Regions from separate parts of the Mus musculus genome. Here all the other regions are linked to region 1. Evidence: chromatin loops called from intact Hi-C (ENCODE). Cell type or tissue: gastrocnemius. All regions are shown on one strand. Links, peaks and the distances in the headings refer to the core of each region. The heading gives the core; the rest is flanking DNA. Region 1 overlaps Phldb2 (pleckstrin homology like domain, family B, member 2). Region 2 overlaps Phldb2 (pleckstrin homology like domain, family B, member 2). Region 3 holds the start of Phldb2 (pleckstrin homology like domain, family B, member 2). Region 4 holds the start of Gm31198 (a long non-coding RNA gene). Region 5 overlaps Plcxd2 (phosphatidylinositol-specific phospholipase C, X domain containing 2).

What was found. Peaks named below come from ENCODE experiments on the same cell type or tissue, not always from the same donor. Only the 100,000 strongest peaks of a DNase experiment are listed, where the experiment ranks them.
Region 2: a loop joins it to region 1, with 6 times the contacts of the local background. A loop is called at or near these places in 14 of 42 quality-filtered maps.
Region 3: a loop joins it to region 1, with 2.5 times the contacts of the local background. A loop is called at or near these places in 7 of 42 quality-filtered maps.
Region 4: a loop joins it to region 1, with 4 times the contacts of the local background. A loop is called at or near these places in 18 of 42 quality-filtered maps.
Region 5: it touches region 1 in a loop (10-fold over the local background); 33 of 42 quality-filtered maps call a loop at or near these places.

The regions. Positions count from the first base shown.
Region 1 is chr16:45,754,291-45,760,223 of GRCm38, forward strand. It overlaps Phldb2 (pleckstrin homology like domain, family B, member 2), which reads right to left. Exons shown (of 18, transcript NM_153412.4): 14 at 3,827-3,917; 15 at 2,809-2,955. Among named protein-coding and RNA genes, the nearest start is that of Abhd10, 14 kb to the left of the region's middle. In gastrocnemius, for the core only: a CTCF peak has its summit at 2,769 (motif pointing right); DNase peaks (open chromatin) are centred at 2,793 and 3,363; H3K4me3 peaks cover 802 bases; H3K27ac peaks cover 2,693 bases.
Region 2 is chr16:45,814,289-45,820,221 of GRCm38, forward strand. All of the region lies in intron 2 of Phldb2 (pleckstrin homology like domain, family B, member 2), which reads right to left. Among named protein-coding and RNA genes, the nearest start is that of Gm52249, 22 kb to the left of the region's middle. In gastrocnemius, for the core only: CTCF peaks have their summits at 2,600 and 3,181 (motif pointing right); no DNase peak of the experiment used is centred there.
Region 3 is chr16:45,840,921-45,846,853 of GRCm38, forward strand. Phldb2 (pleckstrin homology like domain, family B, member 2) reads right to left here and starts at 3,458. Exons shown (of 18, transcript NM_153412.4): 1 at 3,288-3,458. In gastrocnemius, for the core only: a CTCF peak has its summit at 3,564; DNase peaks (open chromatin) are centred at 1,636, 2,718, 3,489 and 4,131; H3K4me3 peaks cover 3,503 bases; H3K27ac peaks cover 3,429 bases.
Region 4 is chr16:46,019,173-46,025,105 of GRCm38, forward strand. Gm31198 (a long non-coding RNA gene) reads left to right here and starts at 3,024. Exons shown (of 3, transcript XR_384882.2): 1 at 3,024-3,066; 2 at 3,946-4,079; 3 at 5,132-5,251. In gastrocnemius, for the core only: a CTCF peak has its summit at 3,567 (motif pointing left); DNase peaks (open chromatin) are centred at 3,176 and 3,559.
Region 5 is chr16:45,964,310-45,970,242 of GRCm38, forward strand. It overlaps Plcxd2 (phosphatidylinositol-specific phospholipase C, X domain containing 2), which reads right to left. Exons shown (of 4, transcript NM_001134480.1): 4 at 1-865. The coding sequence ends at 709. It overlaps Gm15638 (predicted gene 15638), which reads left to right. Exons shown (of 3, transcript NR_152226.1): 2 at 2,565-2,667; 3 at 4,328-5,933. Among named protein-coding and RNA genes, the nearest start is that of Gm15638, 22 kb to the left of the region's middle. In gastrocnemius, for the core only: a CTCF peak has its summit at 3,385 (motif pointing left); a DNase peak (open chromatin) is centred at 3,378; H3K4me3 peaks cover 343 bases.

The DNA of each region.
Region 1 (5,933 bases), core at 342-5,341:
CAATTTGCAAATTCATCTGGAATAACAAAAAACCTAGGATAGCAAAAACTCTTCTCAAGGATAAAAGAACCTCTGGTGGAATCACCATGCCTGTCCTAAAGCTTTACTACAGAGCAATTGTGATAAAAACTGCATGGTACTGGTATAGAGACAGACAAGTAGACCAATGGAATAGAATTGAAGACCCAGAAATGAACCCACACACCTATGGTCACTTGATCTTCGACAAGGGAGCTAAAACCATCCAGTGGAAGAAAGACAGCATTTTCAACAATTGGTGCTGGCACAACTGGTTGTTATCATGTAGAAGAATGCGAATCGATCCATACTTATCTCCTTGTACTAAGGTCAAATCTAAGTGGATCAAGGAACTTCACTTAAAACCAGAGACACTGAAACTTATAGAGGAGAAAGTGGGGAAAAGCCTTGAAGATATGGGCACAGGGGGAAAATTCCTGAACAGAACAGCAATGGCTTGTGCTGTAAGATCGAGAATTGACAAATGGGACCTAATGAAACTCCAAAGTTTCTGCAAGGCAAAAGACACCGTCAATAAGACAAAAAGACCACCAACAGATTGGGAAAGGATCTTTACCTATCCTAAATCAGATAGGGGACTAATATCCAACATAGATAAAGAACTCAAGAAGGTGGACTTCAGAAAATCAAATAACCCCATTAAAAAATGGGGCTCAGAACTGAACAAAGAATTCTCACCTGAGGAATACCGAATGGCAGAGAAGCACCTGAAAAAATGTTCAACATCCTTAATCATCAGGGAAATGCAAATCAAAACAACCCTGAGATTCCACCTCACACCAGTCAGAATGGCTAAGATCAAAAATTCAGGTGACAGCAGATGCTGGCGTGGATGTGGAGAAAGAGGAACACTCCTCCATTGTTGGTGGGATTGCAGGCTTGTACAACCACTCTGGAAATCAGTCTGGCGGTGCCTCAGAAAATTGGACATAGTACTACCAGAGGATCCAGCAATACCTCTCCTGGGCATATATCCAGAAGATGCCCCAACTGGTAAGAAGGACACATGCTCCACTATGTTCATAGCAGCCTTATTTATAATAGCCAGAAGCTGGAAAGAACCCAGATGCCCCTCAACAGAGGAATGGATACAGAAAATGTGGTACATCTACACAATGGAGTACTACTCAGCTATTAAAAAGAATGAATTTATGAAATTCCTAGCCAAATGGATGGACCTGGAGGGCATCATCCTGAGTGAGGTAACACATTCACAAAGGAACTCACACAATATGTACTCACTGATAAGTGGATATTAGCCCAAAACCTAGGATACCCAAGATATAAGATACAATTTCCTAAACACATGAAACTCAAGAAAAATGAAGACTGAAGTGTGGACACTATGCCCCTCCTTAGAAGTGGGAACAAAACACCCTTGGAAGGAGTTACAGAGACAAAGTTTGGAGCTGAGATGAAAGGATGGACCATGTAGAGACTGCCATATCCAGGGATCCACCCCATAATCAGCATCCAAACGCTGACACCATTGCATACACTAGCAAGATTTTATCGAAAGGACCCAGATGTAGCTGTCTCTTGTGAGACTATTCCGGGGCCTAGCAAACACAGAAGTGGATGCTCACAGTCAGCTAATGGATGGATCACAGGGCTCCCAATGGAGGAGCTAGAGAAAGTAGCCAAGGAGCTAAAGGGATCTGCAACCCTATAGGTGGAACAACATTATGAACTAACCAGTACCCCGGAGCTCTTGACTCTAGCTGCATATGTATCAAAAGATGGCCTAGTCGGCCATCACTGGAAAGAGAGGCCCATTGGACACGCAAACTTTATATGCCCCAGTACAGGGGAACTCCAGGGCCAAAAAGGGGGAGTGGGTGGGTAGGGGAGTGGGGGTGGGTGGGTATGGGGGACTTTTGGTATAGCATTGGAAATGTAAATGAGCTAAATACCTAATAAAAAATTAAAAAAAAAAGAAAATATGTGTACACACACATATGTATATACATATACATCACATTGTGTGTATACATATACATCTATACAGAGTATAGATGATAGTTTGAAATACATATATGTATATATCCATATATAATGATGTGCATATATGTATACATATAATAATGTATACACATATTACAAACTATCTATACATATATATGTTTATATATGTGTGTATATATTCTAAACTATCATCTTTATATATATATATAAATATATATATATATTGTGTGTGTGTGTGTGTGTGTGTGTGTGTGTGTGTGTGTGTGTGTGTGTGTGTGTAAATGTGCAGTTGAGGGCAGTACCAGAAGAGTCCAGAAAAAGGTATTGGGCCATGTGGAGCTGGAGTTATAGAGACAGGCAGTTGAGAGTTTCCATGTTTGAGTGCTGCCTGGGAACAGAAATTCCAGAACTCTAGAAGAGCAACAAGTGCTCTTAACTGCTGGTCTATCTCCCTGGGCCCCTGTGTGTGTTTTTAATGATCACTGCAATGCCCCTTTTCAAAGCTAGATAAAACCTATTCATTTTCCCTTAAATGTCCAGAGAATGGGTAGAAGTCTCTCTTTCTTTCTAGCATTTAAATAGAGCATATGAATCACATGTGAGTGGAGCAAATTTCTGCTCTGCTAGGGTAGTTCTACGGCAGTTTCCTCGAAGTTCTAAAGTGATCACTGCCCGCACACTAACCCACATCTTTCTCTTAACTGTTCTGCCAAACACTAGATATTCCTAGACAGAATTAAAGTCTTCTACAAATTGACCACCAGGGGGCAACCTACACTTATGCATTCACTCTGATAGACCAACCTGTGCCCTTTGTTTCTCTCTTATTTTGACTTCTTTTTCTATTAACTTCTGCCTCTGGCTGGTTTCTTCTTGCAATCGTTTTTCCAGGATTTCCCGGCGTCGTTTTTCTTCTTCCAGAGCTCGTTTTTTGGCTTCCATTTCCCGTTCCTAATTATCATTATACAGAACCATAATTATTTTCAATTGTGGCAATTATACTTTAAGGGACCAAGAAGTAAATACCCAAATTCTCTTTAGACAATTTTCATCTTCTGTTCTGGTTTCTTAAAATATATAACCTCTGCATAGCTCCCAAAGTCACCTTATGCTATTAATTAATCAACCAACCATTAAATTTTAGTCTTCAGTGAAAATTTGGCTAATGACTACATCCAGCCATTTTGTTCTTCCTTTTTCAAATGTCATACAGCCCTAGCCATGAAGCTGTTCTCTGGGAGACTCTCTGGGTGAAGGCTACCGGTCCCTTTAACTCCTATTATTGCTATGCGGCTTCTGGCTGAAGGCCATAGAGGAAGTTTTGTAGGAAGTTGGAAAAGGAAAGGAGGTGCCCTCATGGCAGGATGCAAAGGCGTTGGGGGTGGGGTGGGGGGAGTCCCAAGGAAGTTCTTCTGATTCTGACCTGAAATAGTCACAATACCTTGGGGGTTTTGGCTATCACAATAGCACGGTCAGCGTGAGTTGGGAAGGACAGGAGAATTCATAAAGAAATATCATTCTTCCCTAATCCTTCAAAAAACCGTCCACTGGTTATCACAGGGGGAGGGAAGGCAGTAGAGAGCAGCCGTTTCAGTCTGTGTGAAACCCGGGCCCACGCTTCAAGTTCCAAGGCACCGAAGTGCAGTAAAGGGCTTTGGGCGCCAATTCTTTAGCACCTTTGCTTTTGGGAAAGGAAAGGAGGCTGAGCAGCTCCCAAGGTCACAGCACTCAGCAAGGCCCCCGAAAGAAGGCTGCTGGCAAGGGTAGGGCCCCTTGCCACCACTGTCCATCCCAGACTCCTGGCAGGAGTGGACACTCTTACCCTGGACTCAAGCAGCCGAGTCTTCTCCGCGTGCGCCTGTTTCAAGAGTCTCTCCATTTCTTCTATTCTGGCAATATTGGATGTGCTGGCACTGAAGCAAATAAAGAGCCTGTTAAGAATATTTGCTGAGGGAGAGGAGTCGGGGAGGATGAGTGGGATCAAAGATACATTGTGTGCATGGGTGAGATTCTCAAAGAATTAATAAAAAATATATTTAAAAAACACCTCATAACCTGACCAGACTCACACACCAAAGTTACAAGTTACAATCAAATCACACACACACACACACACACGCACACGCACACGCACAGGCACACACACACACACTGCACACACACACACACACACACACACACACACACACACACAGGTCAAGTTTAATGTCACAATCAAAGTATATACAATTTGAAAGATACTCTTCATGAGTCATTTGGTCTTTTGGGGGCTAATCAACTCATCTCTAAAAACCATAGCTGACTCAATATTTATCTCAGTGTAGAAACCAAAAAGAGGCACACAAAGACCAGGGCAGTGCACACTGGCTAGAAACCCATAAGATAAAGGTAAGTCAGCAGGTGTCCAAAATGCAGCCTCCAGGTCTAACACTGACAGCCATTCAAGCCTTCTCTTCAGTCACCGCCTCTCAACTAGCCGTCACACTGTGACACTCTAGGTAAATGATACATCTGAAGTCTGTCTTCAGTTGGGCAATTTGTCCCTTTACATGTGTGGGCATCTGACTTTTTTAAATGACACTAATGTTGAAGTGACTTGAGTAATAGGTGCACTGAGTAAGTGGTGGTCAGTTTTTAGTGCTAAAACAACACAAAAAAGTTCAAGAGCTTCAGAAACAAAAGTTCATCTTGGAAACGACATCACGCCCACCAGTGAAGGGAAATCAAAACCAAAAGCAAAATGAGTGGGAGCTGAAAGAACTCTGAGAGTCTAGGCCAGAGGCCATGTTTCCTGATGTCGTGGACTCTAGAGCCCTGCTGTGTCCTGTCCAGTGTGCTTGCTCCCTCAAGCATCTGCCTTATTTTTAGGTCGACTTGAGAATGGAAAGATTCATGTCCCCATAGCACTGAGTCCAGCCGAGGGGGCGCATTCATAGAACATGCATAAAAATATGTGCAAAGGGGGATACTCGGAGTCCTTTGGGTTATTAGAGTATATCATGTAAAGCATGACTAAGTCATATGTGTACATGGACACCTGGGTATGTATATGTATGTTCATTGGGGTAGAGGTATGTGTGCTCACGCTCACATGTGTAGAAGCTACAGGGCAACTTTAGGTGGTGTTCTTCAGAAGTCCTCTACTTTGATTGGTTAAATCCCAGGCATATATCTTTGCCTCTCCTGTACACGGACTGCAGGACTGCAAGCCTATGTCACCATGCCTGGCATTGTATGTATGTATGTATGTATGTATGTATGTATGTATGTATGTATGTATGTATTTAAACTGGTTCTAGGGATTTAACTCAGATCCTAATGACCTGTGCCATCATCCCTGGTATCTCTCTTTCTCTCTCTCTCTCTTTCTTTCTTTCTTTCTTTCTTTCTTTCTTTCTTTCTTTCTTTCTTTCTTTCTTTCTTTCTTTCTTTCTTTCTTTCTTTCTTTCTTCTTCCCTCCCTCCCTCCCTCCCTCCCTCCCTCCCTCTCTCTCTCTCTTTCTTTCTTTCCTTCTTTCTTCTCTTTCTTTCCACTTATTATTTATTTAAACTGGTTCTAGAGATTGAACTCAGATTCAAACCCTAGTGTGGCAAGTACATCATAGACTGAGTTATCTCCCCAGCCCTGTATGAACACGTTTGAGACAGAGCCTCACTGCATTGCCCAGCTGGCCTAGAACTCACTATCTTCCTACCTCCACCTTTAAAGGCTAGCATTTACAGGTGTGAGACACCACACTTAGCCTTCTCAACTGTTTTCTGGCAGAATCAAACCTAAGATGGCTTACATCTAGGACTAAGAGTGCTTCTGAAGAAATGAAGGACTCCAGCAACACAGCACACATGGCTCATCTGAAACCTGCCAGTCCCACTAGGAGCACATGTGAGAGAGAGAACTACCTAAGGGACATGAAGATCTTACAAGCCTAA
Region 2 (5,933 bases), core at 493-5,492, 60 kb after region 1:
TTCAATATCCCTTTAAGATACTAACTACACAAAGGAAAAACCCCAATACACAGCCTAAGGAGGTGGTGAGCATCCTACGTGTTCTTCCTAAGTGTCCTCCTTGGTCCCATTCCACTGCTGTGCTACTGTAGCTAAGCGCACAACTCAAGGCCAGACCCCCAGAGTCTGAATTCTGATTCTGGATTTACATTTGCAGTTTCCAGCCAGACAGGTGCCTTGTGTTTCAGTTTAGTGTATAAAACAGGGTAACTAGAGTGTACTAGACAGTGCAGGGCTGAGCTAAGACTTTTCTTCCTGACTCACAGTAACCTGGAAGAAAACGCTTGAACATCTCACTGTTACTCATTCCTCTATTCCCACCAATACAGACAAATGTATGTTCCCCGTGGCACACTAAATTCAATAGAGTGGGTTCTAGAAAGAATTGGTCTTAACAAAATCCAGTCTCCAATATACACTACACCCTTGACATAAAACCCCGGATGCTACTCATGTTGCCCTTGGCTCTGCCTTAGAACTTCGGAGGTCAGCTGAGTAATATTATCATGCAAATGTCTGAGCCATTTGTCACTTCCCACCTTTGCTTGTACTCAGAGACATGAAGCTTGTTAGCAAGCAATTCTTCAAACACACATTTTACTCTTACACATGTGTGCCTTGTCTCCCTCAAACCTATTGCCTCTACTATTTCTAGCTGTGTCTCTATGATAGAAGGGACTGATAAATTAAAAAGCTGTAAATATAAAAATATTATAGTTATTAAAATACATTTCATTATTGACACATGTAATAATGGAGTATAAAATTATAGCTTGTATAAAGTATTCATTTATGCTTGAGGCAGCGTTTACTTGTGTTTTCTTGCATATCCAACATGCCTAATGTAATATAGTTTAACTAATTCTAGTAATTTTTACCCAGCAATGTTTTTTAGCTACCTTTTCCAATTCACAATTATTCGTATTTTGCTAGGCAGACTCAGGTTCATTTCAGCAAGCCCTTTCAACAAGGGACCTCTGTATTTGCATTTGAAGTCAACTGTCAAGCAAGCCAGGTTTAAACTGGTTTAAACTTAAAAAAAAAAGTTAAAGATGAAAGACCTGTAATATTAACATATATTATTCAAAAATACTGTGATTGACTGGCTAGCTAGCGTTGGGGTGGGGAGCAGATGCCTAGCATTCTAAGGGGGGGGGGCATGTGTGTCTCCTTATTAAAGCACTCATTCAAAATAAAGAAAATTCATGAGAGAAATACATGTTCTATGGCATCTAAGAAAACCTGCCACATTGCTTTACTCTTACAGTGTGTCTGAGGAACCCCAAACAGCGAATGAGCCCCTTTACAGACACCAAGTGCTGGTCATACTACCAGAGCGCCAACATGGCCATTCTCTGCCTAATTTTCACTTGGGCTTGATCAAATTCAGGATCATTTGGTTTCTTTTGAAAGATTATAATCTACAAAACACCAGATAAAATAATTACTTTAAAATTTTACATACTATTTTACTCTGTTTAATGAAAATCAGTTTGTGGGCGGCACCAACATCATTACTTCTTTCCATTCTCCAGCTCTATCCTTGGGTCTGGAGAGATGACACAGCAGTCATAGGCAGCTCTTATTGGAGGAACTGGGCTCAGTTCTCATCACCCACATAATGGCTCGCAGCCATCAGTAACTCCAGATGCAAGGGATCCAGTGCTTTTTTTTCTGGCTTCTACAGGTACCATACATGCATGTGGTACACACACATACATGCAGGCACCACATTCATACACACAAACCAAAAATAACTTAAAAACCCTTTATCCACCCTCTTCTAAAAATCTAGTAATCTTTGTACATCAAGACGATAGTGAAAAATATAGGGAAACTATCTGTAAAAAGAGAGAGTAGACTGTTGCCGGTGTTTCTCCATTGCTTCTGCCTTCAGGTCCCTGCTTGAATTCCAGCCCTGACATCCCTGGATGATAGGCTATGATGTGGAAGTGAATAAAGTGATGAATGTGTTTCTCTGATGGTACTTGTAGGTTTCTATACTTCTTGGAATATTAATCTCAAATGTTAAAAACATTGCCCATTTCAAAGCTTCCCATGAGCCTTTCTAGAATCGGAAATAGTAACAAATATAATATTAACCCAAAGTCACTGAAACCTATTCTTTTATGAAAATAGTTTTTTTTTTTTTTTTTTTTTTGTTACAAGGCAGATCCATTAAAAAACTTCTAGTTTAGATGCACTAAGTAACTTGCCAATGGATAATACACACTCAATGCAAAGCCAACAGATCTCTCCGAAGTGTTCATGTACTCTTGGTATCAATATAATGTCAATATTCTTCTAGTTTTTTACACACATGAATTTGTTTCATCAGCTTTGTTCTTTATTTAAAAGCAAGTGTTCATGTATTGACTTATGTGGAAAGAGTGGGGTTTCTTCCATAACCTCCCACAATAGCATGCAGTGCTCTTTTTAGTTGAAGCAGCCTTCTGCATTTAAGTGTGAAGCCTGAGAGTGAAAAGGCTTTGATGGTTCAGAATCCACAGCACTTGCTTCTGAGAAGCATTTTCTAAATGCATGGCACCATCAAGAGGCAATAGCTTGTACTGCCACTGTAATAAGAACCTAGGGTTTGCTCTCAAAAGGTAGAGGAGCCTGCTTTGAACAGTCATTCCCACACCCTATTGTATTACAGACTATACAGTCTTTAGCTCCTCACAGCCCTCAAGTACAACCATGAAATTATTGCTAGCTGTAACCTTCCCTCCATACTCCTTTCCTGCCCATCTGTCTCAAATAGGAGAAGAAGAGGGCAAAGACATGACAACTCTTCCTTTCAGTTCCCAGAGGATAACTGGCAGACCTAACTTGTTAAAGATTGATTCCTTCAATATTTAAGGAATGCCTTCATATGTGCCATCAGTTTATTTGAAAGATGAAGAGAGCAAACTCTTACTTTGTTCTCCAATGAGCCAAGGTGATCTGATGATTGATAATATTCTACATATCACCCAATGGTTATAGGTTTATTTATTTACAGACCAAGGAAGACTGTTTACTTAGAAGCATAGCTTATTTGGGTATAGACAGAATTGTCAACCTAATTCTGTTCTGCCCAATGCTATGTATTTAATTTCATCTACTTTTTTTTAAAAGATTTATTTATTATTATATATAAGTACACTATAGCTGTTCTCAGATGCACCAGAAGAGGGCATCAGATCTCATTACGGATGGTTGTGAGCCACCATGTGATTGCTGGGATTTGAACTCAGGACCTTCGGAAGAGCAGTCGGTGCTGTTAACCACTGAGCCATCTCTCCAGCCCCTTCATCTGCTTTTAAAAAAGTTTTTCTTAATGGAAGAAAGTTTAGAATGACTACTTGGCTATTATTTATGTTTTGCATTATATTTCTAAGCTGGATCTATCAGTCCATGAGAGCGGATGAAGACAAGGAATTGGGGCAGGGTGGGGCAGTAATCACTGGCTACTTCAAATGCAGAAGCTGAGAAAAGGTTCTGTGGGAATAATTCAACACTCGGTCTGGACCTTCAGAGGAAATCTAGTAATTATTATTCTATCTCAGAATACCAAAAGGCAGCCATCTTTAAAATTAACCTGGGCCACTGAGCTTATTTGTTTCATAGACCAACTCCTGGCTCACTTCCCAGCAGTCCAAACATTTTTAAATACTAAAAGCACGTCAGGATGTAGCAAGCGGAAGAGCCATGTCAGGAAGGAGACTGTGGTGGTATGTGTGTGTTTGTGTGTGTGTGTGTGTGTGTGTGTGTGTATGTGTGTGACTTCCATACTTAAGCCTGCTTTTGTGTTTCAATGACCTTCTTGGTAAGATTTTAAAAGGTTAATACCACAATTAGATAAAAATGACTATTCTCTTAGCATTGAATGTTATACCTTTTTCTATCCAACCAAGAAATGTTGCCAAATTTAATTTGCCCCAGCTCTGGCACCAAGGTTTTAGATGCTTTAAGCTGTTTTTCAGGGACCGGGGTGATAAGCACACAAAAGAGCAGGAACAAAAAGAGACGCCCAACACACTGACAGGTAATGTGTCTTTGGCCTTCCTCTCCACCCTCCCCACCCGCCCTGTGCTCACCAGTTTTGGATCCCTATAGAACTCTGTCTTCATGACAAAACTGAATAATGTTAACCATAATCTCTCTGATCCTTGAAATATGATCTGCATTTGGATATTGGAAAACAAGCAAATGAATGGCATAAAACACAAACATTTCTCATATGTGTTGATTTACACTGTCATTTCATTTTGGAACCATCAGGTTTATGGTCTGTTCAACAGTATATAAACAAGATTCTGAAACCCACTGGTACCCAGAGCCTCAGTTCTCATAAGACTCTGAAAAGCACCAATCCTGATTCAAACAAACAAAGCCACCAAAACTCACCAACAAGCAACAACAACGAAGAAAACCACCAACACAACAAAACAAAATGACAACAAAGAAAATAATTCACAATGGCTCATTTTGATTGTCAACTTGACTGAAATGACAGACATCTAGATTTAGCAACATGTCTGGCTGTGCCTCCGTGGGCATTGCTAAAGATTTCTGGCATATAGGACAACTGCAGGGTAAAATTTCCCAATGAATATTGGTAGCACCTTCTAAAAGGCTTGGGGCCCCAGTGGGACAAACAGCTAAAGAAGGAAGAAGCCAGTCGGTTAGGCTCAGCTCTTCCTGGGCGAGAGCATCTTTCACTGTTGTCATCACCCACAGATATCAGATCCCAGCTTCTTCAGCCTTTCAGCAGGAGCGCACACCAGACAACTTTACAGGAGAGCTTCCGGGCCCTCACCCTCAGACTGGAGATCATCATTAGTGTCCCTTGGTCTGAGGCTTCCCGCTCCTTGAATTGAGAGGCTACCAGTTTCTCTCACTCAGCATCATGCAGAAATCCGTGATGGGACTATATAGCCTTCAGTCATATTAGCCAATATAATAAATAAGTGTATAAGATTATATAACATCTCTCTATATAGATGATGATAGATAGATAGACAGACAGATAGATAGATAGATAGATAGATAGATAGATAGATAGGCACACACACACACACACACACACACACACACACACATATTCTGTTAATTCTGTTCCTCCAAGAATTCTATTATGGAATACTACAAGATTTCCAAAATAAGAAAAAATAACCCTTTTCAGTTTTCTTTTTCCAAAGGGAAATAGAACTCACACTGTCTAGTGACCAAGGGTGCAACCAACAGCTACAGAATGAGGAAAACTAGAATGGATGTCAAAATTGGACATAGAAAAACATTTACTCTCTACAAAAACAAACAAACAAACAAACAAACAAACACCCCAATCAAAACCTCAGGGAAAAAAAATTATACAAGGTATGTGGTACCTCCAGTACTCCAGTTATCAGTGGTCAATCTGCAGTAGTGAACCAGACAAACACAATCCTAGATACTTGCAAATTAAAATTCTTTCATTGTAAAGTGGTTTAAGAGGCACTATAATCATAAAATGCCTTCCAAATATCAAGGGATTGCTGATTCAGACATGTCACATGACTGCGCTCTACAGTATCATGGAAATATTGATCTGTGGCTTCCAAACAACTAACCTTAGCCTCAAGGAGTCTCCTAGAATATGTGAAAAAAATAATTCCAGAAAAGCTGATTTCATGGTGTGTTTCATGAGAGCAGGCTTGTATTACAATATGTTTAGGAACTAAGCATCAACTGTGGCCCTAAGCAGCTCTGAACCGCAACGATCCTGTTTGCCAAGGCTTTGCAAATGACTACCATCAGCCCAAAGGAAAATACTGCATGGCCACGGTGCAATCTGTGGAATCCTCTGGTTCTCCACAATAGAATGCAGATGCTTTTGGCAACGTTGCCAAATAATACACTTGAGACAG
Region 3 (5,933 bases), core at 668-5,667, 87 kb after region 1:
GGTTCCTTTTACTCCCAGAGTTATCTTGTCCAACTGCCCCAAATAGTTCAGCTTGAAATGTCTTCAGATTTCAACTTGACACAATTGAATGGGTTCTATATCCACATTCATCAGTTTATAGATCTCTGCCACCCACCCACCCTCTGCAGCTGCCAGGGATCTTTCTCCCTCCATAACCTTTCCCGTCTGTCTGAGATAACTGCCCATTCATGTGCTCTGATGCTAAGGCACAGTGAGAGGGCGAAGGAGGAAAACCTCAGATGCTCATTTTGTACCTGCATTCAAAGACAGCATCTGCTATGTATGTGGGACCATCTGTTGCTCAATCTGACATGGAAAAGATAGTCCAGGCCTCAGAAGTGGTGTCACAGGTCACACACACCCAGACATATGCTCTGTAGTCACTCAGGCTTACATTACTGCCCGCATCCAGGAGTTTATTTTCAAATTGGGGAAAGCTTTTGCTAAAACTCTCAAGAAGGGTCAAGTCCCAGTTTTTGTTCTTGATTTTGCTTTGGTTTGTTTCTCTGTTTTTAAGTCTGGCCTTCCTAAATATCAATTATTACATTCTCTAGTCTCAGGCTCTAGCAAGAGCTGTGTCTGCCACTAACTCACCCAAGGACTTTCCAGTCTCTAATCCCTGGGCTTATCATCTATGAACTGAGAATTGAATTTAGTGATCGCTGAGGCTCCCTTGTGCTCAAATTCAATTTTTAGGCAATTCAAAAGCATAAAGGAAACCTAACAATGTCCTTCATCTCTACAGGATATAGAGACTTCTAGTGCTAAGGACAGAAGGGTCCACGGCAGATGAAAAAGCTTGCGGGATGTGGTATGTGTGAACAACAAGAGTTAAGTAAATTTGTGAAGATCTAAACTAAATCAAGATCCCCAATTTACTAACATCTGCGTGACCTAGGGAAATGCCGTAGAACAGGGTCTGAGACAGATAGCTCTCTGTGTGTTCTAGATGCTAAGATGTGTCCTGGTATATAACAGCATCCCAGATCTCTATTCAATGGAGGCTGATGGAACCTTCCTACCCTCAGCTTCATAACCAAAAGACTTGCCAAGATTCAGACAGCAGGCCACTCCTTCTTCCTGAGAACTACTGCTAAAACACACTTCGGGGCTTTCAAGACAAAGCACACCACTCAAAAGGTGTTTCCCCACATTTAATAATTAAGCTCAGAGAGATTTAATGACAATTTATAAAGCTCAGGTATTCTTGGAAAATGTACAATGTTCCTGTCTTTCCCTGTCACCTGAGGCAACCCCTCTCTGCCAAGGGCTGAAATGTAGCATCCTGTAAGGTCAATTACTATAACCACAATGCCCCAACGGCTTTAAACAATGATGCAAAACTAATAAAGACTCCTGAAGTGAGTTCTCCATTACACTCCACAACCCACCATGCATAGAGCCAACAACACTGAAGAAAGTAACGAAAAGCCCTTCAATCAAGCTCCATCAAGTCAACTTTGGCTTTTCTCCCTTCTCCTGAAAATGCCAGGGGAAGTGACGCACTTTGGCCAGAGTTGTTGAAGAGATGGGCTGCATCTTCACCCACCTTCTTATCTAGCTTTTCTGGCTTGCCCCAAGCAGGGATGCAGCAGATAGCCCTGCTGTCCTTTCTCACCCCAAAAGAGCAGCAGCTGCCAGCTGTGGGGAACCAGACAGAAGCCTGCAAATTGCCTGCCCTGGATGACTGCTCTTAACCAAACATCTCCTTTTGCCATTTGTGAGCGTGCTAGGATTTGCAAACTTCCCTGCCTCTGGAGTAAAAGCTACACCAAGCTAAATGCAAAGGCTCATCTCTCCTCTCTTTTAAAGGCCTTTGTCAATGTTTGGAGACTGCGGAGTTTCTTAATTATACGCAATGTTTAAATTCCACAATGTATTTATAAGGAGAAAGAAAAAAAAACCATTCAGTTAAAAACTTTTAAACAACTAAGTCCAGGAAGGGAACCTCAGGAAAACACAACTGTTACTTTTCAACGAACCTTAAATGGCACATTTAAGGTTCAAATGGCACCAAGCATGTTCTGTTAAAATAGTAGACCACTCTAAAGGATTATTTACCTCAGACCCAATGAATGTGTTGCTAGCCTACCAGGAACTAAGAATTCAAGTGCTCCGAGGGCAAACGTTTAACCCTATGAAACTGTGAACCATATTTGGAACCTTCCATCTAAATTCAGTCGTTTGAAGCCCAGAGGAAAAATAATCTCAAACACACAAGTGAAGCCCAAGTTAGAAGCTTTGTTACAAGCGTCAGAGTTGAACATTTACATCTGTAATTTACATGTTCATACACTGGAGGGGGAAACGTGTGAATATTTACACTAACGGACTCCACATTTTATGTCTCTACTAGACTTACCCTCACAGCTCTGACTGGCTAGGAGACTAGCTGTGTATCCTAGAACACTTGAGATACCACAAAAGGAAGACTTCTAGGGAAGAGGGCTGGGCCGGACGAAAGGATTTCCAGTCTTGGCTAGTCCACATAAAAGACTGTGGGAATCTTCCCTCTTTGAAGTGAGAAAGGTAAAAGAGGAGCCTCTGGAAGGAGGTTGGACTTATAAAGCTCTTTTAAACAGGAAACCCCAATCCGGGAAGGGACAGCCCGTCAGCCTTTTAATTTCCTGCCGGTGGCGGGAGTTAGCTAAGTCCTCCCCGCTTCCAGTGCTGCTGGCAAGGGTGAAGTTACTGAGCGCACCAAGCCAGAGTTCAGCAGGCTCTCTGAGCGGCTGAAGCAGAGGGTCGAAATGCTACCCAGAGTTGCAGCTGCTATCACCACAGAGAAAGAGACCATCACGCCCTCAGTGTGGGATGATAGGGAAACCATAACTGAATCACAGTCAGGAGCTCCTGGAAAGAATCTCGGTCCGGAGGCTCGCCGTGCAGCCTCATTCTAGAAACAAAGTACAACTAGAAGCCGATTTCAGAAAGGTCCTATCTGAGTCCCGTACTCCTCAAGATCCAGCTGTGGATCTTCTTATCCCCGGAATCCAGATCTCTGTCTAAGCAATCCAGACTTTCCGCAAAAGTTGCCTTCGGGACCCTTAATTAAATCCTGCCTTTTCGACCCAATCACTCACGAAAACCTCACCCCTACTGGACACCCCTTCCCCACAATGCCTCCACCCCGCATCGCCGTGCACAATGGAGGACAGAGCACTCTAGGACTGTAAGGTTTAGGCTTTGCGGACCCCTGCCCGGGCTTTTGTCTCTACAGCCTGCAAGGGAAGCAAAGAAAATCTGCGCTCAGGGCGCCCACTCACCAGCTCATCTTTCTCTGGAACTGCAACTCTCTCCTCGGGTCCCGCTGCCCTTGGGCCTGTCCCTTGCCTCCGCCCTCCCTCTCTCCCTGTGTCCTAGTCCGGTCCCCGCCGCTGCCGCAGGCTGCAGCCAGACCCTGCCGCCGCACACCGCGCACTCCGGGCGCCCCTCCCGGTGGGGGCGGCCACCGCCTCCTCTCCGCCCCCGACCTCCGCAGAGAGACGGGCGGCTACCAAGTCGGCTGAGGGGGAGGCTGTGTCCCCAAGGAGCCACCAGGGTGCGCAAAGGCAATGCGGGCCGGCTCCTCCAGGCCCTCTGTAGCCCACTACTCACCTGGGGCGATAAGGTGGCCGAATGCAGGCGGCCACAGAAGGCAGGCACCCTGGGTGCTCTGTGTCACACTCAGCAGAGCCCCTCGGCCCGCGGTGGTGGACTCCTCGAAGCTCCCTCCTGGTCCCGACCCGAGTTTCGAGGCACCGCAGCGGATCCTTGGAGTTCCCAGCTAGGAAGTCCTGGAGCCTAGGTTCTTAGGGAGCTAAGCTGCTGCTGCTTTTACTGCGTTTGGAGTGGCCTGGCCACTCGTCACATCTCTAGGCTCCACTTTCTCAAAGCTACGTTCGCAGCTATGTGCTAGAAACCTTTGTTGTTGGCTTTCTTTTCTTTTCTTTTCTTTTCTTTTCTTTTCTTTTTTTTTTTTAAATAAGGTGGAAATGGGACGAGAGAACACAACACGTCCTGGAGTGCGATTTCCTCCCCAGGACGAAGTTTCTGCTCTGTGAAACTCCAGGTGACTTCACCATAGACTGCTCTCCCCAGGGCAGGTTTACCTGATGCGTCAGAAAAGCAGCTGTGCCAAATGGCAATGGAACCGCCTGGGGTCAGGGCTGGAATCAAGCAGATTTAAAACTCCGTGATACTGATTGCCTTGGAGGGATGTCTCATAAAGGGTTCTGCATTTTCCAACACATTTAACATAACCAGTGGAAGCAATATTAACGTGAACGCCTTTCAGCCTTGCTTCCCTGAGCAGCTAGTCTGTCTTGACGCATGCAAATGTGGATGTTTGTAAAGTTCTGCCCCAGTGGGGTTAAGTCAAAGAAAGACAAGAACCTTGGAGGAACTCGCAAGGTCCAGGACCGGCAAGCTCTTTAATAACAATATGGCCCTAGCAAATTGTTTTAGCTACCACCAAGGATGTCTTCAAGGCTGTAGCAATAGCAACAGGGGTACTAGTGTAGGTACTTCCAGTAGTTAATAAACCTATGCTTCATCTATACACAATGCCTTTAGCTGTGAGAACACGCACTAATAAAATGCATATTTAAAATGTTTTATTGAGCAAAAGTATGACTTTTAAGATTAAATAATGTTTACTATTTATTCCTGCGTGTGCTTTGGTGCATGTGTGTGCACGTGAATCCAAGTAGGAAGGGAAAGCAGAAATGGCCATGAGCCACTCCACAAGGGTTTTGACAGCCAAACTCAGATCCTCTTCAAAAGCTAGACAGCTCTTTGCTGCCAAACAACCTCTCCAGCCCCGAAATTTTGACTTCTAATTTCCATGAGAACCACTCCTATAAGGATGATTTGTGTTTTAGAGCATTCTCAACGCACCACCTCGGTATCCCACGCTATTAAATTCACATGACTTACACCCCATCCTTTCACCTCATCTCCATCAACTTAAAATCATTTATCCCATCTCAATGAAAGGAAAGACACTCTTGAGCCACTTGCCTCTCCATACACTTACCTGTTTAACTATAGCAAAATGATGGCCAATTGTTACAAAAAGCTATCTCAACTCTCTGCCTTCCCATATACTCCAGTCAGAAGTTGCCTTTATTGTATTCCCCTGAGCTTAAATTATGCAACTGAAAAAATTGCTTCTTCCCAGGTATGGTGGTACGGGACAATAATTCCAGCTCTTGACCAGTTGATGCAGGATGATCAAGAGTAGCGTGCAGGCTTGGGTCTCTTAACCAGTTAGGACCAGCCTGAGCTATGTAAAGCCTGACTCAAAACACCAAGGGCTGACTGTGGAAATCAATATGGTGGCTCCTCCAAAAGTTGGGAATCAATCTACCTCAAGATTCAGCTATATCACTCTTGGGCTTATATTCAAAGCTATATCACTCTTGGGCTTATATTCAAAGCTATATCACTCTTGGGCTTATATCCAAAGCTATATCACTCTTGGGCTTATATCCAAAGGACCATCCATCCTACCACAAGGACGGTTGCTCAACTATGCTTATTGTGGCTTTATTCATAATAGCTGGAAATCGGAAGCAACATAGATGTTCCTAGCCAAAGAATGGATAAAGAAAATGTGGTACAGTAATATAATGGAATATTACTCGTTTGTTTTAAAAATGACACCATGATTTGCAGGCACATGGATGCTACTAGAAAAAAAATCATCCTGAGTGAGGAAACTCAAACCCAGAAAGGTAAAGATGGCATGCATTCACTTATAAGTGGATATTAGCTGCTAAATAAAGGATAATCAAGCTACAATCTATAGGCCCAAAGAGTAGGTAAAGGGGAGGGCTCTAGGTGGGTAGCATGAGTATCCCCAGGAAGGGGAAATAGATTTGGGGGTGGCCTGGGGACTTGTGGGGGCAGGAGTAGGGGGATCAGGCTGG
Region 4 (5,933 bases), core at 672-5,671, 270 kb after region 1:
CCCACTCTTCCAAATTGTCTCAGCCCCAAATGTCTCCTGCAACGTCACCTGGCAAGTTGTACATCCTTCTCCAGAGATGAAAATTATAGCTCTTGCTTCAATAGCCTGATAGCCAAAGAGAGGGGTACTGGTATCTCTAGACTGTAATCATTCCTGCCAGGCAGGCTGCTTACAATCCTGATTGGGTTGAAGCTTTCCCCCTTTTCCTTCCCTCCACTCCCTCCTTTGTCTTTTTTTTTTTTTTGTCTTTCCCTCTCCCTCTCTCTCCTACGTGCTTCTTTTTTCTCTTTCTTTCTAGAAAGGGTCACAAAAAGCCAAGTACACTCTGGAGTTTACTATGTAGTTAAATAGGACCTTGGACTCCTGATATTCCTGATTCCCCAGGGTCAGACTCATAAGTCTTACAGGTATGGCCACCACATCCAGCTTGGGAAGTTTTCCTGATTATCCTGAACCAGTAGGAATAAGGGCCCTGAATGCTAAGGTGTTGATTGGGAGAGGCAGGGGTGATAAGAAATAAGAAATAGCAGTAGCCTAGGGGAAACAGTCAGGTCCCCAGAAGCTGCAACCTTGATGCCAATGAGGTGCTATCTCTCTCATCAGACAGCCCTGCCAAGGCTGTTCCTGGGCAAGGGCACAGAAGTAAAGTTCCTTTTGTCCTTTCATGAGAGCCTCTGAGAAAGTCTTGGGTTGGTCTGGCTCCCCATGCTTGATTCCCAGTAACAAGCATAGGAAGCAGACTCGTTCCCCTCCCAGGTTGTTCTAGCCTGCCTCACAAGGAATGTTAAGGAAGCACCAATGATCTCTACGCAGTGGATTATGCCTGTAATCTTCCACTTGGGTGGCTGAGTCAGTAGGACCAAGAGTTTAAGGCCGATGTAGGCTAGATAGTGAGTTCCAGGTCACGAAGGTCTATAACTTGAGAGACTCTGTTGCTCAACAACAATGACAAGGAAAACTAGATGATAGACATAGAAACATAACTTTTAGACTAAAAAACTAGTATTCAGAAGTTGAGTAGTTAATGTTTTAGTGATTCTATGTAGTCAAAGTTGTCGAGGGGACAGGAGCCTAGTAGGAGAAACAAAAGGTGAAAGTAGGTTAATGCTAATGAATAATTACTACTAACTGGAGTGCTTACTATGTCCAAATCATTCTGACAGATTGCAGGAATAGAGAGAAAGCTAAATAGCTCCCAGATAGTGCATAATTAGTAGACAAAAAGAAAACAAGAGAGAGAGACAGAGACAGAGACAGAGAGACATGCACACAGAGAGACAGAGAGAAAGAAAAAAACAAACAAAAAATGGTGTATTGTTAGACTTTTGAGGACAAAGAAAAGAGGTTATAGAATGAGAGGAAGGAAGGGGCAAAGGACATAGGAGGCATTCAAGGAAGAAGTTGGGTTCTAAGAAGAGCTGCTCCTGGAAAGTGGGGGTGGGGTAGAGTAGAAAGACAGGTCCAGTGGAGAAAACATAAGCAAAGCCAGGACATGGAGTTTTAGAAGAAAGTCACAGCGGAATAGCACGTGAGAATGAATGGACACACAACCCTAGGACTTTCAGTTAACCTTCACAACAGCCTAAGGACCTCAGACTTTTGCTGCTTGGAGGGTGAATACCTCCCAGTTCCTTGGGAGCAGAGTTGTGTCTCCAAGGCTCGTCACTATGACCCGAGGGCTCCCCACTCTGTGTCACCTATCATTATCATAAATCAGGCAAGGCTTGTTTACCACCAAAGCGCATTAAAGAGTTTGCCCTTTTCTTCAGATGAAAGAAACTGTTGTGAGTTTTTAGAACGAAGGGAAATAAAATTACACGGTATAGTAGAATGATTACTGTAGCAGACTGGTAAATAATGAAAAAAATCGTTTAGGGAAATGATTGAAAACAACTATCTAAGCAAAAATAAGTGGGAGAGCTTGGCAGCAAACACACGGGCTTCCTTAACTCTGCTGCTTGCCCTACTCATTTCTTCCAAGAACCTGTAATTCTAGGACCTGGGTGGGCAGCCAGACAACCTCTTAAATTATATTCCAATACTTTAAAGCATCGTCAATCTTTTATAGGCCAAGCCTGTTCCTACCCTACAGATTCCATCTACAGATTTTGTTCTCTGCAATGTTCTCTCCAGACTTGAGTAAGGAACTTAATGGAGACCTGAGAAGGTGACCATAGCACTTGGCCCCTCCTTAAAGGCTACACTATATATTGTAAAGAATCTAGATTCTGAAGCCAGTGTGTTTGTTTGGTTTGAATTCAGGCTATAAATGATGCATGAGCGCTCCAGGGCAGCTGCCTAAATGGCTTACCATTCAGCTAAGTCTGCTTGGCAGGATACCTAGCCTGAGTCTTACATAACTGAAAGCATTCAAAGATTCTTAGAGAAAATATACTGTCCTAGTGGTATTGGGGCTGTCTTTGGCTTCCTGGGTAAAAGATACCATAGCTTACTCAGGCTTTGTGCTAGGATGGAAAAAAAGTATAGATTTCAAACAGAATCGGGATCCAGGTATGTCCAGTCCAGAGTTATTGCTTGCAATGAGTGAGGAGGCTATGTGAGACTCTGGGTTCTACAGTGCTCTCTCTCTCTCTCTCTCTCTCTCTCTCTCTCTGTGTGTGTGTGTGTGTGTGTGTGTGTGTGTGTCTCAGACAGTCAATCTGTCTGTCTGTCCCTTCCTCCCTCCCCCACTTCATATATGTATTTTCCCTCTGTGAAGGTGGGGAGAGGATAAGATACTGAAATGAGGAGCTAGGATGTAGTATCAACTCGTTTGTTGTTGTTTTGTCATTGCCACCTCAATAAAGTTTATTCCAAGTCATTTCCAACTTTCTCCCTCTCGTTCAAAGGAACAGCAAAATCTCCTGTGTAATGGAGACCCGAGTATCTAACTGGAGTGGTGCTGGGGACATACAGGCAGCAGCAATTACCTCTAGGAAGAATGTCAGCACCGTAGCAGCGGTGGACCTTAGGAGGAGAAAAGAAAGCACAGAAGTATACAGGAACACACACATGCCTGACCATGAGGCAGAGGAATGGTGTTTGGTCCACTTATTTTGTTATCAGGTCTGGACCCCCCCCCAAAAAATTGCTTGATTGTTACTGTGACTCAGCCCCTGATTCCACCAGGGCTGGCTGTACACTTGGGGTAAGATAGCAGTGTCTTAGGCAGGAAATAGTCATAGGCTCTTACCACATGCCCACCCTGTGTTTGTGGTCCACCATTGTGACCGCAGACAGAGCCAGATGTGCCAGTGGCTGGCTACATTTGTAAGCTCGGTAGCCAATCAGAGACTTTGAGCTTTTGTATTCTTCAAATGTGTCTGGCATAACAAGTTTTCGTTTCATAGAGCATTTCCTTTAGCAATAACAGAGTGTTACTACAGAATACTCTAAAGGAGATTCCCCCATATTGATGGTGGTAACGTTTGTTTTCATATCTTGTCTTCTTCCTCCTATCCTGTCTTATCCCTGTTAGCCAGACCCACCCAACATCTCACGCTTGAAAGCCCTTAGCACTTGGGCAAAAACTGTGATTTCAGATGCTAGGGAGCCACCTGCTGGTACTGAAGCCTCACTTCACACATAAAGATTGCCATGCAGTTTCCAAATACCCCAACAGGTCTAAACCTGGAGCCAGCACCAGGGAGCCAGCACTAGGGGGATGTTTCCTGTTGGTTCCTGGCTCAGAAGCCAAGCCTGTTCAGATCCTCTGGGGCATAGTACTTCCCATCCTCTAAGTAAACTTTCCTGGGGATTTTTGTGTCCTAAACATTTGCGACTGTGTTTGTAAAAAACCAAACAAATTCTTACTTGGGAAAACAAAACCAAAAATAAAAAGGTAGGAAGACAGAACAAGCAATTGTTAATCCACTCAAAAGTAGCAGAGCTCAGCTTACCCAGGTGAGACACATCTACATTCCTGTTAATTATTTATTCCACCAGGAACTTGTCTCTTCCCAGTCAATCATTCTCCTAGCATTCACTCCCATCACGTTTCTATGGAACACTTGTCCAGGTCTCACCCCTATGCTAGTGATGCTGAGACGTGCAAAGGCAGCTTCCTCAGGACAGAATGAGTGAGTTCACTCTTGTTGTTATTGTTGTTGTTGTTAATAGAATGTCTTGCTTTCATGTGTCTGTATAGGGGGGATGGGGTGGGGTGTGCCACAGTGTGTGTGCGTGTGGAGGTCAGAGGACAACTTGTTGGAGTCAGTTCTCTCCTTCCACTGTGTGATTTCTGAGGACTAAACTCGGGTTCCCCGAACCCACATGTGGCAGCTGACATGCCTGTAACTCCAGCTCCAAGATATCTAACACCTGCTTCTGGTTTTAACCTCTTATCACCATATATACAGAGGGACAGAGATACAAATAGGTAAAATACATATTTAAGAACAAGTAAATTCATTTTTATACCAAAGCAGCAATGGCAAACAAAAGTTTCATTTCCGTAGAATAGAGTATAGATACACGTTAAGTATTTATTACCTATTTATTGACTTCTTTATTTATTTAAGACTGGATCTCACGTATCTCAGGCTGGCCTCAATATATAGCTGAGAATCACTTTAAACTTCTTATTATCCTGCTTCCAGTTTCCAAGTGGTGGGATTAAAGGGGTCTATCAAGTGCTGGAGATTGAGTCCAGGCTTCATGCACACGACACAAGCACTCAATTGACCTGCAGTCCCAGCCACTGCACTTCAAGTATTTATTGCATAAATAAATAATGGTCAAGCCCTATACCCCAAAGGTTCAGGTGATGGAAAGAGGTCTTGTGGTGGTTTAAGTAAGAATGGCCCCCATAGGATCCTAGGGTTGAATGCGTAGTCATAAGGCAGTGGCGCTACTTAAGAAGGATTAGAAGGTGTTGCTCTGTGGGAGGAAGTGTGTTACTCGATGTGGACTTTGTGGTTTCAAAGCCCAACCCAGGCTCAGTGTCTCTCTCTGCCTACTGCCTATGGATGAGACTTTCTGAGTCCAACATAGTCTTGATGGGGACAGGATGATATGATTCCTGCCCCTCGGACAGGGCCAGTGGTGTGGGCTTCCATGAGTGTGAATGACTACCATGGACATAAAGCTTGTTTGTATAACAATGTATATATCTTTATATTTTTCCTTCAAGGAATGTGCTCCCTGTTAATGTTAATGACGTCATGATCTGAGTCCAGAATCAGTCTGGACGAGTCCAGGAGATGAAGGTGTGGCTAATGTCTCAGCAAAATGGTAAATGCTGGGACCTTCAGGACAGCCCTTAAGGCTGTGGACAAGAACTCTAAAATGGTGAGTTTGAAAATATATAACTTCTCAACTATACATAAGGATGTGATATGAATTACGAGGGGCTTTATGACTCTAAAGGAACAGAGGTAACTACACTAGGAGCCAGCTTGTCAGAAAGATACTAAGGCAGGCAGATTCCTGAGTTCAAGGTCAGCCTGGGAAACAATGAGTCCAGGCTCAGGTTTGAAAGAAATGGTAATTTCAGGACAGGGTCCTATGATCTAGCTTATAGTCTGTGCTTAATAGAAGCAGGACGGTCTCTGAATTCTTTTGCAACGTTGAAAGAGAATAGTTGCTTGCTGTCTCCTAAGAACTAATGGGCTAGGGTCGCCAGATTCCGATTCTTAGGATAATTAAAAGGTAACCTGAAATAAATGACTGGATTGGTATGCAAAATAAAAAAAAACTGGGTTTATGATCTGCAGGAGATGAGCTCTCCAGAAAAAAGGTTTTAGAATATCAAGAGAGAACTTCTTGGAGAACTGTCTCAAGCAGAACATAGATAGAGACAGAGCTGTCTAGAGATTTCTAGAGAAAGCAAATCAGAAAGAATGCAGAACAGAGAGAAAACACGCTAGAAAGTTGACTCCAGCAGAGGTCTGGCCATCAACTTGGACTCACAATTAGACTTTGATTTGTTTTGG
Region 5 (5,933 bases), core at 382-5,381, 210 kb after region 1:
ACTGTCCCTATCATTTTAAAGATAGGGCCCAAAATACATTAAAATAAGAAAATACTTTTTCTGATGCCAAGGGTAGGGTGCACTGCTTATATGAAGAATAAAGGTGCCCACTTCTAGCCCAAGATATGCAGAGCCAGCCTGTGGCTGAGCACTGTGATAATAAACATATCTTGCTCTCGTAGAAAGTGGTGATACTGTACAGTTCATGAGAGACCTGGTTCTTGGCTCCATAGGAGCCCCTTAGAGCTCTGGGTTGATGGCAGAGAGCTCTCAGGATGGTCCACGCTCACATGTGCCATTCTTCTGACCAGGAATGCCTTTCTGACTTAGTCTTCACACAGGCTCAAATGACCACAGAAGACAAGAGGAAGCTGGGCCAGTTAGGATGTTGCATAGCCCACAGAACCTGAAAAGGATGCTTCCATCTTCCATTTGCCACCACAAGCCACTGGGGAGATCCTGATGTTAACCATAGGAAACATGCATTCTTCTCTTAGACTTAAGTTTGTAAAAGTGTCTTTGGGGGAAAATGCATGGAAACCCCTTAGATTTTTTTTTAAGTCCAAGTAGCTATGTGAGGAAAGAGAGGGCCTTCTTTTCCTTCCTCACTTCCCCGTGACTGCCTACAAGTGAGTCATCTTTCCTAGAACCCTCTAGAATCCTACCTTATATCAACAACCTCAACCTCAAATTAAACAAAGCATGAATTCAACACTTAGTCAGAGCTCGATCCTCTAGGAGGTCGTTCAACTCAATCACAGTCGTGGCAAAGTCTATCAGGTCCACGAAGTCAGATGTGATGATGTTGACACCCATGGCGCCAGGCTTTTGAGTCTTCACCCAATCAAGGATGGCAGGGAGATTCCTACATGGAGAAAGGGTTAGGTGAAAAGAGGATAAACAGATAGTTAGGGTTAAAGTGACAAGAGCAGCAAAGGGCATGAGCCGCTTCTGTCACGACACAATGTGTGTCAGAAACACATAAGCCTTATATCTCCATGCATACTGATCAGGCTTCCACCAGAACTAACCTCTCCAAGGTTTCTGTTATGCAAATGACTATCTGCTTCTAGCATCAAATGGACAGCCACATTAACAGGAAGGACCTCGTAACACAGAGTCCATCAGTCCTCTATTGTTAGGTTCTTAGGGTTCCTCATAAAAAAATTCAAACAGATGGCAAATTGAATGAGGTTTTACAGTAAATGGACCCGCCCCTATCTCTTGCTATTTTACTATTTTGCTTGCCACGTATCTATCAGCACATCACCGTCGTTCTGTATGAATACAACACAACCTATCCATTTTCCTATTGATAGGCACACAGACTGTTTTTAATTCGCAGTCATTATGAATAAACTATTATGGGCATTCTTTTATGAGTCTTTTTTATGGGCATCATCTTTTATTTTACTTGGATAAAAATCAAGGGTTTATTTATATTTAGTTTTATAAGAAACTGCCAGAGCTTTCCTCGAGGGGGCCACCCCACTTTACAGTTGCAACAACAGAACAGGAAAGCTCCGGACCGTTAAAGTTCTCCCTAAAAATTGGTCCCATTACTGTTGTGAAATCTAGTCATTCTAAAATAAGTGTGGCCACTCATGCATGTCTGTGATCCTAGCCTATGGAAGATTGAAGCAGAAGGATTGCTGGGAATACAGACTGGATTTGTGTGCCCTTTTCTTGCAAGTATCCATGTATTCATCACTTTAACAATTCTTCCACCTACTTTTTAATCATTTTTTATTATTTTCCAGTTTTGTATTTGTTCTCTGAGAGTTTCACACAATATGGCTTGATATTATTCCTTCTTTCTTCTTTTAAATGTTAAGTTTTAGAAACATTTTTACATCTGGGATACTAGCCTTTTGTCAGATATATTTGGCAGACATTTCTTTTACCTTGTATTTTTCTCAACAAAATATTTTGATAAGCCTGGATTTCTTAATTTTGATGGAGTGCAATTTGTTATCTTTTTTCTTTAAAAAGATTTATTTATGTGGCTATGTCCTTATGGGGGCATGTACATGTGTATGTATGCATGTGTGTGTGTGTGTGTGTGACCTCATGGTGGTATGTGCATGTGTGTGCAGAGGTGTTCACAGAATCTAGAAGAGGGAGTTGGATCCCCTGGAGCTGAAGTTATAGGCTGAGAGCTGAACTTGTGTCTTCGGCTTAGCCACCTCTCCAGTGAGTGCTCGTAACTCCCGCCATCCCTCCAATCCCCCATCATTTTTTTTTTTTAAATTTCTGTGATTTGCTTAAGAAACACATTCACTTCCAATTCACAAAGATTTCCTTCCTTCCACAGTTCCTTCTGAAAGCTTCAGCGGATTCACCTTTATCTTACTTTTTAAAAACTACCAGTTAATTTTTTTTACAAAAGGCCAGGGTTCACTTTCCACAGAGATAGTTATCCTCGTACTGCTCATGGCTCTTTAGTAGATTAATATTTAATCAGCTGTCTCTTGAATACAGTTGCTGGGGTTATTTGATAAACAGAAGACTTCCGGTGTGTCAGAGGCTCAGAGCTCATGATGTAAATAACACTTTCATTCCAGTGTGACCTACGTGTGAGGAGCCACAGAGGAAGAGAAGAACCATCAAGGCTACTGGCTATCTTGTAACAGTAAACACAGCTCACGAAATACCCAGCAAAGGAAGGTAGAAACTGGCCTACAGTTGATTATTGCACGTCTAGGAATCCCTTGGGTTGGATTTGCTCTAGCTAACATCCATGGTCCGTCCCTCTCTTCTGTTACTCTCTGGCTCTCCCCGCACCCCATTTCTATCCTCCACTGAAGCTTGATGTACCCTCATTTCGTAGTCTTCTAGAAAAAGTGATGTTAAGACCTCAGCTCTTCTCTCAGTCAGCAGAGACTTCACTGCCATGAGTTGAAATAGTCTTATTGATCAAATCACTTTTTTAGAAAAAAATTGTATTAGCTGGTTGTGGTACAAAAGTCCTTCTACTTTTAGTTGGGACGCTTGATGATCTTAACTGACTACAATTCCTTGTCTGTCAGCTACTCTTCCCTGTGAAACAGGATCAATCAGAAAGATAGTATATGGAAAGTGTTCAGAGCAATGGCTGCTTAGAGCAGTGTCGTGTATTTGGCAAAGGAAAGGTATCATAAAGGAAAGAGTAAAGAGGTCGAAAGAGAAACATTTGGGGGAGTAGGGATAGGAAACCTCTTATATATCCACACAACGAAGTTGTGAAGTTGGGAAGCGGGGTTGAAGAACACAGAACTCTCAGACAAAGGCCAAAATTTCCCATCCGTCCCACGTGAAAGACACAGTAGTAGTGAGCTTGTAACATTTAGGATTCAAAGGATCCCTGGCCAGAACCTATGTTTGGAGATCCTGCGCCACCTGCTGGTCATTCTGGGGGAATGATACTTGCCAGGTAGAGGCAGCCCCGACCCTTTGCAGACTATAAATCCATACTTTCCAGATTAAGTGGTGAAGAAAAGCTCATCTCAGAGACCTCAAGGACATGTGCAGGGACACCCGATTGTCCAGAGGACTGTGTTAGCTCACTTACTCTGTCATAACAGCATATACACTGTTGACTTCAAAGAACTGGAGTTATTTTCCCCTGTTCTAGAGGCTACAAGTCAAGGTTGAGATGCTATTGGGCTGGGTTTTTTCTGAAGCCCTTATTCTCTATTGCAGGAGATTTCCTCCTCCTCATGCCCTCCCCTCAGCAACCTATGTGTCATTTTCTCTGTATGCACACACATATTCCTGTAGTCTCTTGCCTTTTGCGTGCTTTTGGAGATCTTATTACATTTTCAAAGATGACCTTGACTGTCCCCTCCTCTGCATGGATGCTGGGATTGCAGGCTTACACTGTCTTGCTTCTCTTCTATTGTCTCTGGGTTTAAGTTTCCTTTGGACTTCAATGTGAGTAGATTAGAACCCACCGTAATAGCCTTTTAACTTAATTCTCTCTTTAAAATGCAATGTCTCTAAATGTACTCACCTTAACTTGAGGGAGGGGCTCAGTACATAGCTCTGGGTGGCCTTGAACTCGCAAAGATCTGTCTGCCTCTGCCACTGGAGTGCTAGGTCTAAAGGTATGCACCACTAAACCTGGTTGAATTATTATTTTAATATTATTATTTTAAAACTGGTTAATTTGAAGAGAGGGGACATAATTCAATGACATTAGTAGGGACCCTACAGGTTTCAACTCCAGGCCTCCTGACTGCATTCTGACTCACTGCGAGCCTTTTGGATCAGGTGTTTTCCAGTCTGAGGAAAGCTACAACAGAAATCCAGGCTGAATTGTCTATATATGTTTGTGGCTTTCTTCCAGGGTGATGAACCAACGTGAACAAGAGACTCTCATGTTCCAAGTGGATCTGAAAGTTGGGAATTAGCTTCCTACCAAGGAAACTACCTGGTCCCCAGTAGGAAGACACACTGGATCTTCCCTGGCTTTGAGCTGTTGATCAGTGCTCGGAATCAGCTATGTAGCATCCCTGTTCAGTTAGCCAGTACAGACAGCCTTCAGGGCGCTGGTGCTCAGGGGGAGAGCCCACGATTATTCAGTTGTGAAATGACAGTCATGTGATTTGCTGGCACTTGGGAACAGACTCCTAACCACAGCCACGTTCCTGCTCCACTGATGTGTAGGCACAGGAATGTAGGATCACACTCCTAATATTCCCATGACCAGAAACAGTGAGGATGCCAAGAGAGCTACTCATTTGAGGGACACATTCTCACTACCAGCTGGGAGACATTGCCTTTGCGCTCATCTTCTTGACCATTAAACAGAGAGGCATCATTCATTGGCAGCAAGACTAAGAAAGCAGGACATGAGACTAGTGAGAGTGTGGATTACCAGCTGTAACTAGTGTGAACTGACTAGATCCAGGGACTACTAACTCAATCACGGGGGCCTAGAAACACTAGGAAATTAAGCTTAGACATTCTTTCTGCTCACAGCAGTGCCCAGCACTACACAGACGGAAGCCCGGCAGACCTGACAGGCTCTTGGCTCTCACAGGGGCTGTAATCTTAGTTGTAATCTGTGATGCTGGATCATTTAGCTTCCCTGAATACTGTCGTATATTAGGACCCACAAGGGGCCTTACATGGCATGCCCCTTCTCCACGTCAAAACACTGGCCCGGATTTAAGAATCAAATAAAAGCATTTGCAAAAGGGTGCCTTTTATTCAGAATAAAGGACCTATCCTTCGTGTGAAATAGCCTCTTTGGCGGCCCACACAGACTTGCAGTGGACTGGTCTTCACTCAGGTATAGAAATGTTCATGTTAGATTTTGCTAAAAGACTATGGGGCAAAGGCTACAGGAGTCCTCTGTGTCTCTCCATCTGCCTCTTCCCAGGTACTCTTTCTGTTTTTCTGAACATACAGAAAACTTCACTTTTACTGAATGAGTAAGTAACATTAAGCTACAAAGAATGAAGAAAATGGAATAGGAACTTGAACATATATTTTTAAAAAAACGCATAATTCTAGGTCCTTTTAAGAGATATCACACTGAATTAAGGTTGATTGTTTGATTTGATTTGATTTCATTTGGTTCGCTTGTTAGCTCACACTTAGAATCCCAACACTCTTGAAGACTGAGTCAGGAGGACTGCAAGCAGTCAGTTTGAGGCCAGCCTGGGCTACAGACAGGGTTTCACTCTACCATACCCTTGTTCCCAAAGAGTGTTAGCATCTAGCCTAGTCATAGCTTCTCCTGGCTTTGAACTCACAATCCCTTGCCTCAGCCTTCCAACTGCTGGGGATTGCAGGTGTGCAGCACCATGGCCAGCTGAACACAGTTAATTTCGTTAAGACTTTGAAGGGCTGCGTGGAAATGAGCCCATCTTCAGTCCATGGTTGACATTATCAGGAGTTCTCAGCACAAAGCAAGAACACTGTTCTTGCTTGCCTTTAAAACACCT